Linked DNA regions of Homo sapiens: region 2 is linked to region 1. The links are chromatin loops, found by intact Hi-C in ENCODE. Cell type or tissue: Calu3. All regions are shown on one strand.

Region 1 (8,000 bases):
ATTCGAAGACTATGCCATTTTCCATAAACCTTGCTCACCCCGTCAAGCAATCCTTCTCCTTAGGAACCCTTTATGCATCACACGGTATTCTACAGAATATGGAAACCAGCCTAGCTCATAGACTCTTATGGGATAGTAAGTGTGAGAATATTAATGCTGTTTATCTCTAACTTTATGTTACCCACCAGCACTTTGGGAACAGACATAATTCAGTGTAACTGAAAATAAACTTCCATGAAGTTCAATTCAGATACAGTATCTTCTTGAATATGTTCCAACATTGCTCCATTCAATTGGTTTATTGATCCATAACTCCTATATCAGTCAGAGCCTTGCTATATTATCCTGGTTTCCCAAAAAAACCTTTTTAAAATTCCAGATGCCTGCAGACTTTTCCATTTTTCTGGTGCCAAATTTGAAGAAAATTCTCAACAGTTTTCCAAAGTGATTTCACCATTTTACACTTCTACCAACAAAATATGAAAATCCCAATTGCTCGACATTCCCACCAACATTTGGTGTTGTCAGTCATTTGAATTTAGCTACTCTAGTGAGTAAAAAGCATTATCCCATTGCAGTTTTAATTTTTATTTCTCTAATAACTAATAATGATGTCAAGTATATTTTTAGCTCTTATGGGCCATTTTAAAATATTCGCTTGTGAAGTATCTATTATTCTTTTCCAACAACTACAAAATTAGCTACTTTGAGATATATTTGAATGTAGTTCAAAAGTCTTAAGAAATTAGAATCCAAAGATAAAACTACCTATTTCAAAATAAACAATAAGAGCAGTAAATTTTACCTATACTTATACATGTTTCTATATACACATGGATATTTATAAATATACAGATGATCCTTGATTTACAATGTTTTAATTGGACAATTTTTTGACTTTAGAATAGTTTGAGTATATGCATTCAGTACTTTCCTTGACTTACAATGGAATAAAGCCAAGATCAACCCCTGGTAAGGTGTCTGTAATACCATTGTTATTACTAACAATGTCATGTCTCTTGAAGACAATCTAGATCTTCTTACCTCTTGCATTTCCAAATTCCATTTATTTCATGCTAATTGCATCATTACTTTGGATGCTGCATTATCCATTGTCCTGCTCAAGAATAATGCCTTCAAAATATTGAACAATATTTTCAATGGATTTGTTTCTTTTTTAATTTTTATGGATACACAGTAAGTGCATATATTTATGGAGTACATGAGATGTTTTGATACAAGCATGAAATGTGTAATAACCACATCATAATCCAGCAATCCCACTGCTGGGTATACAAACAAAAGGAAGAAAATCAATATATAGAAGAGATATCAGCACTCCAGTGTTTGTTGCAGCACTGTTTACAATAGCTAAGATTTGGAAGCAACCTAAATGTCCATCAACAGATGAATGGATAAAGAAAATGTGGTACATATATACAACGGAGTACTATTCAGCCATAAAATATTTTCAAATTATCATGGGTTTATTGCAGCATAACCCCATTGTAAGTTAAGGAGCATCTATATATAATATCATATATTATGTATTGTATATTATTACATGTGATAAAAGTAAGTTTAAATAGAAGAATCTACAGGAAAATCTAAGGCTGCTTATTGGCAATATTAGTGAAGGTTCTAGAAAGCATAGTTAGCAAACTCAAGCTGACCCCTTAAACTAAGACAAATATATAGGCACAGTTTAGAAATTCCACAAGAGACTATAAGGATAGTAAGTGTGGGAATGTTTACTCTGGGGTCCAAAGAGGAGAAGGAGTTCCTGGCATCTGGAGGCCCAGAGAGCATTGCAGATAGAAGTTGCAATTTATTTGGAGGTACTCACAGAGCCCGTGGTGACCTGCAGGTCACCTGCAATGAAGGAGCAGGTGGGAACCAGAATAAATATCTCGACCTCACTCACTTCCCCCTCACCTGCTGGTGCTTCCTATTTTCTGAACCCAAGCAGATTCTATGGGACAAAAGAGGCTATTGATACAGTACATAGTCATGAATCTCTTAGGACACAGAGTATAGAATGGACCTAGAGAGGCCGAAAGGAGATCTCCAGCACATTGGCCCACATAAACAAAGGGCTGGAGGAAAATTCTGAACAAACATGAGGCGGCCAATATTTTTATATATTCTCCTTTCAATTACTATTGTGTGCTATTTATTTCAGTATTTATTTATTTGTAGCATTAGATACTCTCCTTTTTGTTCTCAGAATCCTCTTAGAATCATTTTGAATTTTTTTGTATTCTTTTAGACAGCCCAAGAATTATAATGCTGATAAAAAATCATTTGGACTAATATACTGTGAAATATAATCTAGTATGTTTGCACTGAGAATTGAAATGAGAATAAAAAAGTAATGGAATAATCACCAGGCATATTCTTAGTTTTCTCATAATTTTAGAGTATTCTCTCTGTAAGGCCAAAAGTAAAATGAAAGAACATTTTATATGCTAGGGGTATTCTTCTATGTGGTTTATAAGATTCATGGGTATTAAGGAAAACTTTGGGCTTTCCAAAGCTTTAATTAATATTGTAATTCAAAAAGATCAATATGATAATGCATAGTAAGATATATCCAATTTTATAGGAAACATTAGAAATAATCAAGAAAAGTCACTAACTTTTCATCCTTTACATTCTTTTATTGTAAAAGAAATCAAAGCTCCCTGAAGAAATGATTTTGAACTCAGAGGTATACAAATAGAGATATAACAAAAATATCTTGAAAACTTAGTTAGCACAATAGCTCATGTTCAAGAAATGTAGCTGATTTGACTTTCACGTATACATAATGCTCAAATGGCACTTGCTGATTTAGCCTGTATTTAATGAGCATCTAATTATTATGTTGTCTAATTCATATCAGGAGCTCAATAAAAGAAGGTTGAATCAAGGAACATTGGCTTGTAGGATGAGCATGACTGACATCTAGTGGTAAAAATAAATACTTTTTTGTAAAATTTATTTATTTATTTTGTAATTTCAACTCTTAGATTTAGGGGCTACATGTGTGGGTTTGTGACATGGGTAGATTGTGTGATTCTGAAGTTTGGGGTATGAATGATCCCATCACCCACTGATATGGTTAGGCTCTGTGTTCCCACCCAAATCTCATCTTGAATTGTCCGCATAATCCCCACATTAGGGTTGGGACCTGTTGGGAGGTGATTGGATTGCAGGGTTGGTTTCCCCCATGCTGTTCTCATGATAGTGAGTTATCATGAGATCTGATGTTTTTTTAAGTGTTTGACAGCTCCCCCTGCACGGGCATTCTCTTTCTCTCTCACCTGCTGCCCTGTAAGATGTGCCTCTTCCCCTTCCGCCATGACTGTTAAGTTTACTGAGGCCTTCCCAGCCATGTGGAACTGTAAGTCAATTAAATCTCTTTTCTTTATAAATGACCCAGCCTCAGATATTTACTTATAGCAACGTGAAAATGAACTAATATACGCAGGTGGTAAGCATATTACCCTATAAGTAGTTTTTCAACCCTTGTCCTCGGCCTCTCTCCCACCTTTAGTAGTCCCCAGTGTCTGCTGTTCCCATCTTTATGTCCATGTGTACCAATAAATACATTTCCTGAACAAATAAATGACAGTCATTTAAATGAACAATCTAATGAACTAAAAAGGTAAATAACTTTTTCTACTGAATATTTATTTATGTTATTGAACACCAAAAATTCTACTTCAAATAAGGAATAGAAATAATGTCCATTTAATAATATTTAGATATATTGTCAAACACTCTGCTGTTCTAGTCAAATGCATGATCTCACTTACTCTGAAAAAAAAAGTGTGAAATGTGTTTTGTCATTTCCGTCAGCCTTGTGAATCTATAAGAAGGAACAAGAAGCTGATAGAGGTTAAGAAATGTTTTCCCAGCTACAGAATCTAAGAAAAAAATATTTAAATTTATGTTGCCTAACTCCAAAGTGTTAACTTCAGAGATAATGTTGTAAAAGATTTGTGAAAATGCATAGCCAGTGTTAATGTATTAATTAATTTCTAACAAGTAAGTGTTGAGCACCTTCCAGACATTACCTTATTATACTGTTACAATATTGATATAATTTTTTCTCATTTTCCATTTGAGAAAACCAAGACTTAGAATGGCAAATGTAATTGAACAAGATCACAGAATAAGAGAATCAAAAGATCATGTTCTTAATCTGTAGGTTAAACTGCTTTTCTTTCTGTATATATATATATTCATTTTGATATTTCTATTAATATTATGTATCGTGTTAGATGCATTACACACTCACAAAAATCATGGAATGTAATTCTTGTAACAGATATATCTCATGAATTGGAAACTGAAGTTAGAATTCTATCTCTGCCATTTATTAATGTACATATATTTCAGAGATGACTTTAAGGCGATGCTGGGTTCCTTCTTACAGGGCTCTTTTCTTGCCTCTCTGTCAAGAGTAACTAATCACCTGATACCACAGTCAGATTTAAGGTGTAAGTGTGAGGTCATTATGCCTCTAACTGAATAGACCCCTGGGACCTGTGCAGGGAATGTACCCACTAGAGGATGCACAGATCATCAGCAAGCAGAAGGTATCTCTGACAAGATAACCTAGAGCCCTATCCTCAGGAGTAGGGAAATTTTCTGTTTTCTCTCCAGGTCCAGTGACACAGCCCACACTTTAGGGAAGCCCTTCCCAGGGGACAAGAATTCTCATATAACTCCTTGGCTCTGAATAGTAAGAACTATGTCGCATACAGGTTGCAGTCTGGGGTATCCGGTCCTTCACAGACAATTTCTCAGATGCGGGGCAGAGGTAGGTGAGTCAGCTCCTGGTTATGCTGAAAGAGGGTCCTCAATGACAGTAACTAAAGTGATTTGTGGGATGATGGAGCTCCAGTGACTCGGCCAGAGTCTCTGTAGATAGGGCCATCTTCTAAGGAAGTAGCAAGAGAAAGAGATAGTAGTTAAGAAAAACCCAAATTCATAGCTGTAGTCAAGAACAGACTATTACTTAAGGACATGATAAAGGAAGAAAAGCAGTAAACAAACTTCAAAGAGCATTCTGAGAGTTAAAGGAAAAGAGAAGGATAAGTGTTTTAAAATTAAAAAAAAAAGAGCATTTCATGAAGATGAGAAGGATGTTAACAGATCATTCCCTGGTTATAGCTGTGTGGTCTGCTTTTCAAGACCTATGCACCTATGACTAGTTGTTAGGAATCTCAGATGCTGAAACCTCAAATTTTCACCCGTCCCTGGAATTGCCCTCAGATCCAAGGAACTGCCTCATCTGAGGTCATGTCGCATCACACAGTGTGGCCCATTGCCAACAACTAGATAATATAGAAATACAAAAAAAATAAAAAAGGCTTACTTTTTTTGTGTGTGTGGGACAACTTAGAGAGATCAAACCATCTCCAGAGCTTCATATCGTATCATTTGAGGCTTCAGATGTAACTACATGATAAAGAAGTTTGTCTTCTGATCCAATCCTACCTTCCTGGCTTCTTTATAAGCATATTTTCCCAGAGCCTTTCTCAAAAATCTTTCTGCCCGCCATTCTCTATCTCAGATATGTTTTTAGGAATTCAATCTAAAATACTATATATAACAATAGGGAAGATTATTATTTGCACTCAACTTTCAATAGCCATTTGTGGATCCTGGCATTAAAAAAATCATGTTATCATGGAGATAAATATGACACTAGTTTTGCCTTCAAAGAAATTATAACCTAGTGGTAGATATTCGCCAGTGGTTCTCAAATTGGAATAAGCATCAGAATCACCTGGAGGGCTTTTTAACAGATTACTGGACCCCTCTTCAAGAGCTTCTGATTAAGGTGGTCTTAGTTAGTGTCCAAGAAATGTCATTTATAACAAGTTACCAGGTGATGCTGATGCTATTGGTCCAGGGAACTCATTTTGAAAACCGCTGATAACTCACGTAACAGAAAGATAGATTGGCCTTTGGAAAAATAGGAAAAAAAAGAATGGATAATCTTGAAATAAGCAGATTGAGGCAGGCTATGTAGATTGTATGTTAATAAATCTAGGCTATGTACTATAGTGGTGACTAAAGCTAGACAGGAAAGTCTCCTCATAAGAGGAAATATGAAGAAAGACATAGAGAAGAAAGCATGCAGAAAGTTTGAAGTGCAGTTTGACTGCAGTGTGGAGATGATAATACTGTAAAGATAGGTTAAAATTAATGTTTAAGATTCTTCACTGCATTTTATGGAATAAAGACTTTTTTCATAAGGATATGGAGCACTACTGAAATTTTATTCTTATGGCTCAGGGGTCGGTGCCCTTTTTCTATAAAGAGAGAGAGAGTTAATATTTTTAATATTTTCCTGCCATGAGATCTCAGTCACAACTCCTCAGATCTTCCATTGTAGATTAAAAGCAGCCACAGACAATACATAAATGAATGAGAATAATTTTGCCCCAATAAAATTTAATTTACAAAAACAAATGGTGGGCCAGATTTGGTCCATGGGCCATAGTTTGTGTTCTCAGAAAATACTTATGATAATCTGATTTCAAAAATTATTTTAATTGCGGACTCAATGTAAAGAAAAGATTGCTTTAGACTTTGAGTGTAGAAATGTTTTACTTCACTGACAAGAGAACCACTACACATTTTTTTCAGTTGTTGTGTTTAATTATGAAAAGATTGCTAAGGCCATGGTGAATTAAATGGCTGTGACAATGTCAGGAAATTCAAAGTCCTACACCAAAATTACTTTAAGTGAACAATACAATTCTCCAAAGCTAATATTTTAGAAAATAAAATTCTTGTAACAAGCACTGTCTTAAGGTGAAAAATAATAGCTGTTGGATTTGAAATTGCATATCACAAAAGAAAAGCTGGATTTATATTCACAGGAAACAGTGAAAATATAAAATTAAACATAAATTTTGTTCCTTTGGCTGATTTTTCTCCATTGCACTCTTAATTCTACCAAATTTAGGTATTCTTTATTCTTCCTTATTTCAGTGACAGATTAAATAATTTAGCTCTGTACTTTAATTTTTCTGCAAACAAAATTCTCTATAGCTTATTCATTAATACAATTAATCATATTGTGATATATAACCTCTATTTTTTAATCTTTGTAAATAGCCATGAATAAATTTAATGTTTTAAGCTAATCATTGTATTCCACCATTAGCAGGATGATCATCTTATTGGCATTTATGGTTGACCCCTGCGGAAGCATTACATTGGAGGAAACACAATAACTGAAAAACCAAGTAAGACAATTTGGTAATAATTCAGATGAACAATGTTAGTCTATGTATATCAGTGAAAACAGAAATAGGCCAGGTGTGGCGGCTTACGCCTGTAATCCCACCACTTTGATAGGCTGAGGCAGGCAGATCAGCTGAGGTCATGAGTTCAAGGCCAGCCTGGCCTTGTCTCTACTAAAAATACAAAAATTAGCCGGGCGTGGTGGTGGGCACCTGTAATCCTAGCTACTCAGGAAGGTGAGGCAGGAGAATCGCTTCTACCCAAGTGGTGGAGGTTGCAGTGAGCTGAGATTGTGCCAGTGTACTCCAGCCTGGGAAACAGAGAGAGACTCCATCTCAAAAAGAAGAAAGAAAAAGAAAGAAAAGAAAAGTAGAAAAACTAAAATGTAGGTAGGAATATAAATAGAGATTTTAAAAACAGAACAGGGTATAATAATCAGAGAAGACTTTGGGAGGCTGAGGCGAGCAGATCACGAGGTCAGGAGATCAAGACATCAAGACCATCCTGGCTAACATGGTGAAACCTCGTCTCTACTAAAAAAAAAAAAAAAAAAAAAAAAATTAGCCGGGCGTGGTGGCAGGCACCTGTAGTCCCAGCTACTCAGGAGGCTGAGGCAGGAGAATGGCGTGAACCCGAGAGGTGGAGCTTGCAGTGAGCTGAGATAGCACCACTGCACTCCAACCTGGGCGACAGAGTGGGACACTGTGTCAAAAAAAAAAAAAAAAAATCAGAGAAGAAGAAAAAATTTG
Region 2 (8,000 bases), 460 kb after region 1:
TGAAGAACACAGTTCAATCCACTGTAGGTCCCATAATGAAATCAATGAATGGCATGGACATTGGTTCTTTGCCTTACTTCTTTTTCTATGAAAAATTTCTTGACAGAGCTGTGATACATTAACTGTAAAAATGGACCCTGGCCGGGTGCTGTGGCTCACGCCTGTAATCCCAGCACTTTGGGAGGCTGAGGTGGGCGGATCAGAAGGTCAGGAGATCCAGACATTCCTGGCTAACACAGTGAAACCCCATCTCTACTAAAAATACAAAAAAAGGTCAGGAGATCCAGACATTCCTGGCTAACACAGTGAAACCCCATCTCTACTAAAAATACAAAAAAAAAATAGCCAGGCGTGGTGGCGAGCACCTGTAGTCCCAGCTACGCTGGAGGCTGAGGCAGGAGAATGGTGAGAACCCGGGAGGCGGAGCTTGCAGTGAGCTGAGATCGCTCCACTGCACTCCAACCTGGGCAACAGAGCAAGACTCAGTCTCAAAAAAAAAAAAAAAAAGACCCTATGCTTCCCCTGCCTCCCTGTATCCATACTTTTTGAAATGTGACTTTTCAATCCTTCCATCAAGAAAGTCTGTTTCCTCACACACTGAATCTAGACTGGCCTTATGGTTTGCTTTGGCCAATAGAATGCAGCAGAAGTGTCATCATACTATTTCTGAATGTATGCTTCAAACTTCTGGTCTCTCTTTTGGAAACCTGACCCTGCCATGTAAATAACACCAGGGTAACTTGATGCTTGATGAGACACATGTCCCAGTCTCCCATGTCACCCAGCCATCAGCCAGCCAACCACCAGACATGTGAGTGAGGCCATCCTAGACCAGTCAACCTGCAGCTGATCAACATGGTGACCCACAGATTCATGGGCAATAATATATGGTTACTGTTTTAAGCCACTATGTTTTGGGATGGCTTGTTATGCAGCATTAAATAACTGATAACAAGATATAACAGTATATATGACTCCATGACAATACATAAGACTTTCAGTAAGTTCGCAGATGTCAGTGCTGGCAGGAGTGTGACAAATGGAGAAGTAACACCCAAATTCAGAATAAGTGTCTATTCCAATGAGGACAAATGTCTGTCACCTATGTAATGAAACATGCCTAAAAACAATCTAGCTGGTAGCATTAGCTGGCTGATCCCATTAAATTATGGTCTCATAATATGGATTAAGAGTTTGTCACTGTTAATTGGCAATTTGCATATTTGGCTGTGGCAGTAGCCAAATAAGACACAGCCAAGAGAATTCTATTATGAGCCAAAACCTAGTTAACATTCCGAATCTCATTGCCAATTTATTCATGAAGCCATTGGGCAAAAACTGGGAAGTTTAGGGAAGAAGACTTGATTGATGTATCAGATGCATCCTTTGGTCCCAACCCGCATCTTCTTGGCTTATCTTTTTCTCCAGCCAGTTGATCAGGAAGCAGGATGGCAACCAGCCTCCTGTAGAGGGAATCTGTCAGCAGCCTGACTCAACTTCACTTTTTGCCTAGGGCACACTCCTGCATACACAACCTCAAACTGTGAGGCAGCTAACACCCAAGAGGCAACCCTTGACTAAGGAGGGGTAAGGCCAGGAGATACACAAATGCAGGCCAGGCATGGTGGCTGTACCTATAATCCCAGGACTTTGGGAGGCTTAAGTGGGAAGATCACTTAAGCCTGGTAATTCAAAATTACAGTGAGCTATAGTCACTGCACTCCGGCCTAGGCGACAGAGCAGGAGGACCTTGTCTAAATAAATAAATAAATGGAACATCTTACACTTATTCTCATAAGATCCAGCAGATAGAGCTCAGTTGCTCACAAAAGTGATTAACTCCAATATATGCCTTGCATTAGCTCTTCCCACTCTGACAAAATCACCAGACACCACCCAGAAATCAGTGTAAACCTGTCCCCAGGAAAGGTGTTATTCCCGGAAGGATGAAAGTTGGGCTTCCCTTCCCTCTGGCCATTTCTGTCTGGTAGCTGTGTCCTATGCAGAGCTATCTGCAAATCAGGCTTGAGTCTTCTCTTCTGTCAACAGGGCCTGGATGGAAATTGAGGGAGGGTGGCATGAGCTCTCATTCATTTTAATGGCTGCATAATATTTCATTATAAGGAATATTTAATCACATTTTATGTAACTAATTCATGGTATTTTTGTTGCTACAACAAAGCTGCTATGAATACCCCTCAAGTAGCCCCTCCATCACCTCAAAAAATGAAAATAATCCAGTGGAAGAAACTGACGTTAAGCTAGTAATTATGAAAATAGTGACTTCATTATAATTGTGATCTATGAAAGAAAAGTACTAAATGCTGTGACAGTACATTATACATAGACCTAACCTCATGGACTTGAGGGTGAGTCATAAAAAACTACCCTGAGGAAACGACATTTAAGTTAAGATTCAAAAGACAAGTATAAGTTAATCAGGTCAGTGGGTAGGAGGGAGGTGCGGATGAGGCAGAAGGAGCCAGCATGTGTGAAGGTGTCAGCTGGAATGTGCATCAGCATGGCAGCACACACACAAGTGCACAAGGCAAGAAAGATTAGCCCTTTGGGGAGTTGTCAGCACTGCAGCACATATACAAGGGCACACAGACGAGAAAGGTTAGCACTTTGGGGAGTTGTCAGCAGTGTACCACATAGAAAAGTGCACACAGGCAAGGAAGGTTAGCACTTTGGGGAGTTGCCAGCAGTCCTACCTGCCTGATCTTTAGAATGAGGTGGAGAAAGGTTGATGCAACTGTGAAGTACACAATAGGGAGCCGCTGGAGGATTTTAAGGAAGGATTTCCTAAATCTCACTCTGGAGGGGAATCTGGAGAGAGAAAAGGTTTAACATAGGAAAACCAGGCAGGGGACAGAACTAGCTGTGTGGTCTTAGACAAATCATGTAGCCTCTGTGAGCTCCAGTTGCCTCATCCGAAAATAGGGGTAATATTTCCTACCTTAGAGAGTGCTGTTATGATTATTGAGATAAAGTATTACAGATGTTAAATGTTTAATAAATGTTAACATTTATTATTTTTCTACATTCCTCGTTCTCCCTTACTTTTCATGTCTATTTTGACACAAAATCCTGCTCATCCTCCCTCCTAAACACCCCTCAGATCTGTTTTCTTTTCTGCAACATCCTTCTTTATTTAACTCTCATAAATTCTAACTTGGTTGCCTAGTTGGGTCTCTGCCTGCAGTCCATCCCTCCTCTAATTACAACTTGGCTACCAAAGTAATTAAACAGAAACCAGAATATTTCATCTGCCTGTAGAAAATTCTCCTGATTTTTTATCCGTTTAAGAACCACGACCAAAGCCTTAAATTAAATATGGGTATAAGATTCTTAATGATCTTCCCCCATATCTATATGTCATTCCTCCTCCTCACCATCCTCCCAGCCCACCCCTATAGTGTTCCATATTTCCTAGATGTTTTGGACCGCATGGAGATCCCTTGACACCCCAGGCTCTCTCACACACCCCACATCCTTACTCACACATTTGCTCCTGCCCCAGATACCTTCCCTCATGTGTGCCTCACAAACAAAATCCCTGTTCATGCTTTGAGACCCTGTTTCAATGTCACCTCTTCCTCCTCACACTTTCACAACCTCCTTAAACTGTATATTCAGACCTTCCCTGGGCCTCCAAAGCATTGTGCATATCCTTGTTCTTCAATCCTTATCACATTTATTGTAATTATTTTATTTATATTAATTTTCACCTCTGACACCATGAGCTTCTAAAAATAGTGACCTTGCTTAATCACCCTTGTATCCTCAGCACCTAACTCAAATTCTATCATATATTGGATGTACACTTGCTGGAAAAAAAAACGTATGAATGAATCCAACATAAAAAGTCACAGTGCATTTGGAACTAGTTGGTCTGTGATAACAGGATTTGGCCTCTAGGTGGCTGTGCTTAGGGGATCTAAGCTGTCAAGCCTGATTCTCCCCTGACTCCAGGGAATCTGGTCAGAAGGGCAACTAATTTCCTCTCTCACTTCTCACCTGCTTGCACTTGGGACCCACCTTGGGACCTAAGCCAGCTGCCCCCTCCACATGTGAGGTTGCAGTGCCATCTACTGGTATCTAGAAGACCTGCAGGTCAGGCCGAAGGAGGAAGAGGGAGGAAGAATTAAGGACCACTGTGGTTTAACCCTGCCGTGAAATCTCAGCTACCAGATCCCACATTGGGCAGTTTGTCCCACCTATGTGAGCCCATGCTTGCTAGGGAAAGCCCCTCATTTATACTTCCCGTTGACCGAATACCCTCAGTCATGTCTCAGTGTCCAGAGCCCTTTCTTCAACCCTCTGAGAGCCAGGGACCCCACCCTCAGTTTCATCAGGAGCTGGTCACCCTAAGTCAGTGACACAAGCATCCTCCTTGTCCCTCTCAGTAATAGAGCCTCTCACTCAGAAACCTCTGATCACCTGTAAGAATTTGTGACAGGACCCTCTCCTTCAGGCTTTGGTGACCAGATGTCTCCACCCAGGCCCTTAGTAAGTAGGGCCCTTGACTCAGACCCCTCAGTGATCAGGGATTTTTCCACAGGTCCCCAATGACCAGAGCATCATGTTTAGGCTCGTCATGGACCAGAGCCTACCCTCACCCCAGTTTTCAGTAACTAAGGACCTTCTCTGAGACACCTCAACAACAGTGCCTCAGCTCAGCCCCCTCAGTGACCACAGTCTCCTTCACAGGCCTCCCAGGGACCCTCACTCAGGCCCCTCAGTAACCAGGGTCCTCACTGAGCCCATCAATGATTGGGGTCCTCACTCTGCTTCTCCGTGAGCTGAGGACTCAGATTTCTCTAGTTTTCATTCAAGTTTCATTGACAGGAACCCTCCCTCAGACCCCTCATCAGGGATGGATTCTTCAATAAGCTGATAAGAAAGAGCTATGGCATTATGAAAGCAGAAACCACAAAACAGGAAAACAAATTTTTAAAGAATTCAATATTTGCAAAAGGCCATCAGTATGACCATCGTGGGATACATTTTATTAACTTTCTTTGTATTTATTTTATGGCCTATACCATTTTGTTTTGAATAACATGTAGAAACCAAACATAATCTTTAATGTGTTTAGACCTTTAACAGTCTTGATCAGCCCCATTCCTCAGGGACCCTGACCATCACTAAGAGCTGCATGACCAAAGGTCTTTAATTAAGGCCTAGTGAGCATAACAAGAACTGGGCAGGTCCCCTCAGGCCACCCAACTGTCTTCCGCTTCCCTCTCTCTGCTCCCCTGAGAAGCCTCTTATCTCCAGGGCTCTGCCTTCTGCTCCATCCCTGTGCCCTTTGTCCAGAGAGGGGCCACAGCTGCGCCCAGGTCTCATGAGGAGGAGTGGGCCCTGCTGGGCTAATTGGTGCAATCCCAGGGTTGTCCCCCAAAAGGCCGGCTTTGGCCACTCCAGCCCCAGCCCACATACATCAGGGATGATTAGCAATAACCCTCCAAAATGTTTCTGCCACACACTAATCCACATGAACAGTGTAACGTAAACAAACCAGCTTCCACTTTTACCCCAAATCCTCTGGGAACTTAGTACAGGGTCTAAAGTAAATACAAATTACAGGAAAACTTGGTGGCCAGATATAGGAAATTGTGATTCACCATCCCTATTCCTGTTCCCCCTCTTCCCAGAGCCATTTTTTCCTCTGTTTTAACTCATGCTGGGCTCCCTGCATTTGAGCTGCCCATGGAGTTCCTTTAAACATTAACCACTGTTCTTGTTTGCCAGCTGCCCCTAAGGCCTGTTTTTCCATCTACAAACAGAACCTTCAGCATTAAGGCCTTTTTTCAGAAGAAAAACCAAAACCATCCCATTAATCAAAAGCATAACAAGTCAGCCATTCAGTCAATGCATTCATTATTCATTCATTCATTCATTCATTCATTCATTCTTACCACACATCCTTATTGAGCTCCCCTGCGTATTGAGCCTTGTGCAAGGTATTGGGGAAACAACAGTGTATAAAATAGAATTCATCACTTTGGGAGGCCAAGGTGGGTAGCTCACGGGGTCAGGAGTTCAAGACCAGCCTGGCTAAGATGGTGAAACCCCGTCTCTACTAAAAATACAAAAAATTAGCTGGGCATGGTGGCGGACGCCTGTAATCCCAGTTACTCAGGAGGCTGAGGCAGAGAATTGCTTGAACCCAGGAAGCAGAGGTTGCAGTGAGCCGAGATCGTGCCACTGCACTCAAGCCTGGGCAACAGAGTGAGACTCTGTCTCAAAAAAAAAAAAATATATATATATATATAATTTATATATATATATAATTTATATATATAATTTATATATATATAATTCATATATATATAATTTATATATAATTCATATATATATAATTTATATATATAATTCATATATATATAATTTATATATATAATTCATATATATATATGAATTATATATATAATTCATATATATATAATTTATATATATATAATTCATATATATATATAAAATTCATGTCCTTGTGAAACTCACCTCCAATTAGGAGACACAGCTGTTAGACAAACTGTATGATTATTTATTTAATAGAAAATGTGATACATAGCCGGGCGTGGTGGCTTATGCCTGTAATCCCAGCACTTTGGGAGGCCAAGGCAGATGGATCACCTGAGGTCAGGAATTAGAGACCAGCCTGACCAACAAGGTGAAACCCCATCTCTAGTAAAAATACAAAAAAAAAAAAATTAGCTGGTCGTGGTGGCACGTGCCTGTAGTCCGAGCTACTCAGGAGGCTGAGACAGGAGAATTGCTCGAACCCGGGAGACGGAGGTTGTGGTGAGCCGAGATCGTGCCACTGCACTCCAGCCTGGGCTATCGAGCAAGACACCGTCTCAAAAAAAAAAAAGAAAGAAGGAAAATGTGATATATACTACAAAGGAGATGGACTTAATATTTGTTTAGGCCTGCGCTACATGCTCTGGGTGCTATAAAATAAGTGGATAAGGGATAAATCTACTGTCAAATATTCAAAATCGATGTGGAGAGCCAACCCAGAGGTCCTGCTAGGGAGGGGAGAGTTAAAAGAAACCTCTCAGTCTCCAGTTCTTGAGAATATCTCAAAGACTCTTGAGGACTGGAAAAAAACAGAAGTGTTGAGTAAAGACGTCCAGAAAACAGGGCCAAGGTGTCAGGGGTGACATATTGGACTAGCACCAACAGGTCAAACAAGAAGGCAAACTGTGTTTATAAAATGTTGCAGAGTGCTGCTGGTGGGCTGGCCAGAGATTGGAAGACAGGAAAGGCAGAATTTCTTCGAGTCAGAGCAAGGGGCATACAGGCTTCACGGCAAAGTGGATTTGTTCACTCATTTGTTTAATCATTACCTCTTGATTAATGTTAGGCACTGTGCTGGATGCTAAAGATACAGTAATTAACAGAAAAGTTTATTTGTGAAAACAGACATGTAAACAGATACACAATAAGCCCCAATAACTGCTATTAAAAATACATGCATGAGGCTTAACAGTGACACACTAAGTTACCCCTATAATAATGTCCCCATCACTAACTGGGGAGAAGAGGGAGTGGCATCACAGCCAGCTCTCAGGAATTGCTTCTCCAAAACCTTTGCTACACGTGCACCCAGCAGTGGTAGGAAGATTGCTAACACACCAATTGTCATGTCATTTTCAAGTCATCGTATTGCATTGAAATGTAATAGTTATTTTTGCCATTGGCTTTGATTTCCTTCCAAAATTCTTCCAGGGTTTCGATAAAATTGGGTTTAACCTTTGAGAGTGCGTATGAATATGGTTGTCATCCATTGTGTGTGGGTGGTGGAGAAAAGATTGAGAATGGCCGCCGTGCACGGCTGAGGATGAGTCACAATCTTTAGACCAGAAAGGGAGCTGAGTGGGAGGCCTGGCAGGAGAGAGTCGCAAGTATGAATCGGGGCTTTTGGCCCTGAGGCAATAATGATGTCACGCCATCTCTCCAATGTGGCCTCCCAGTGAGATGTCCTGATC

Evidence for each region. A loop is a pair of places that touch in the nucleus more often than their neighbours do. Peaks named below come from ENCODE experiments on the same cell type or tissue, not always from the same donor. Only the 100,000 strongest peaks of a DNase experiment are listed, where the experiment ranks them.
Region 2: a loop joins it to region 1, with 6 times the contacts of the local background. A loop is called at or near these places in 3 of 110 quality-filtered maps.

Annotation. Positions count from the first base shown.
Region 1 is chr11:5,888,461-5,896,460 of GRCh38, forward strand. OR52E5 (olfactory receptor family 52 subfamily E member 5) reads left to right here and starts at 4,748. Exons shown (of 3, transcript NM_001005166.5): 1 at 4,748-4,810; 2 at 7,172-7,253. The region is part of intron 2 of LOC112268071 (a long non-coding RNA gene); the gene reads right to left. In Calu3, no CTCF peak of the experiment used is centred here; no DNase peak of the experiment used is centred here.
Region 2 is chr11:6,349,537-6,357,536 of GRCh38, forward strand. No RefSeq gene overlaps it. Among named protein-coding and RNA genes, the nearest start is that of CAVIN3, 33 kb to the left of the region's middle. In Calu3, a CTCF peak has its summit at 4,056 (motif pointing left); a DNase peak (open chromatin) is centred at 3,995.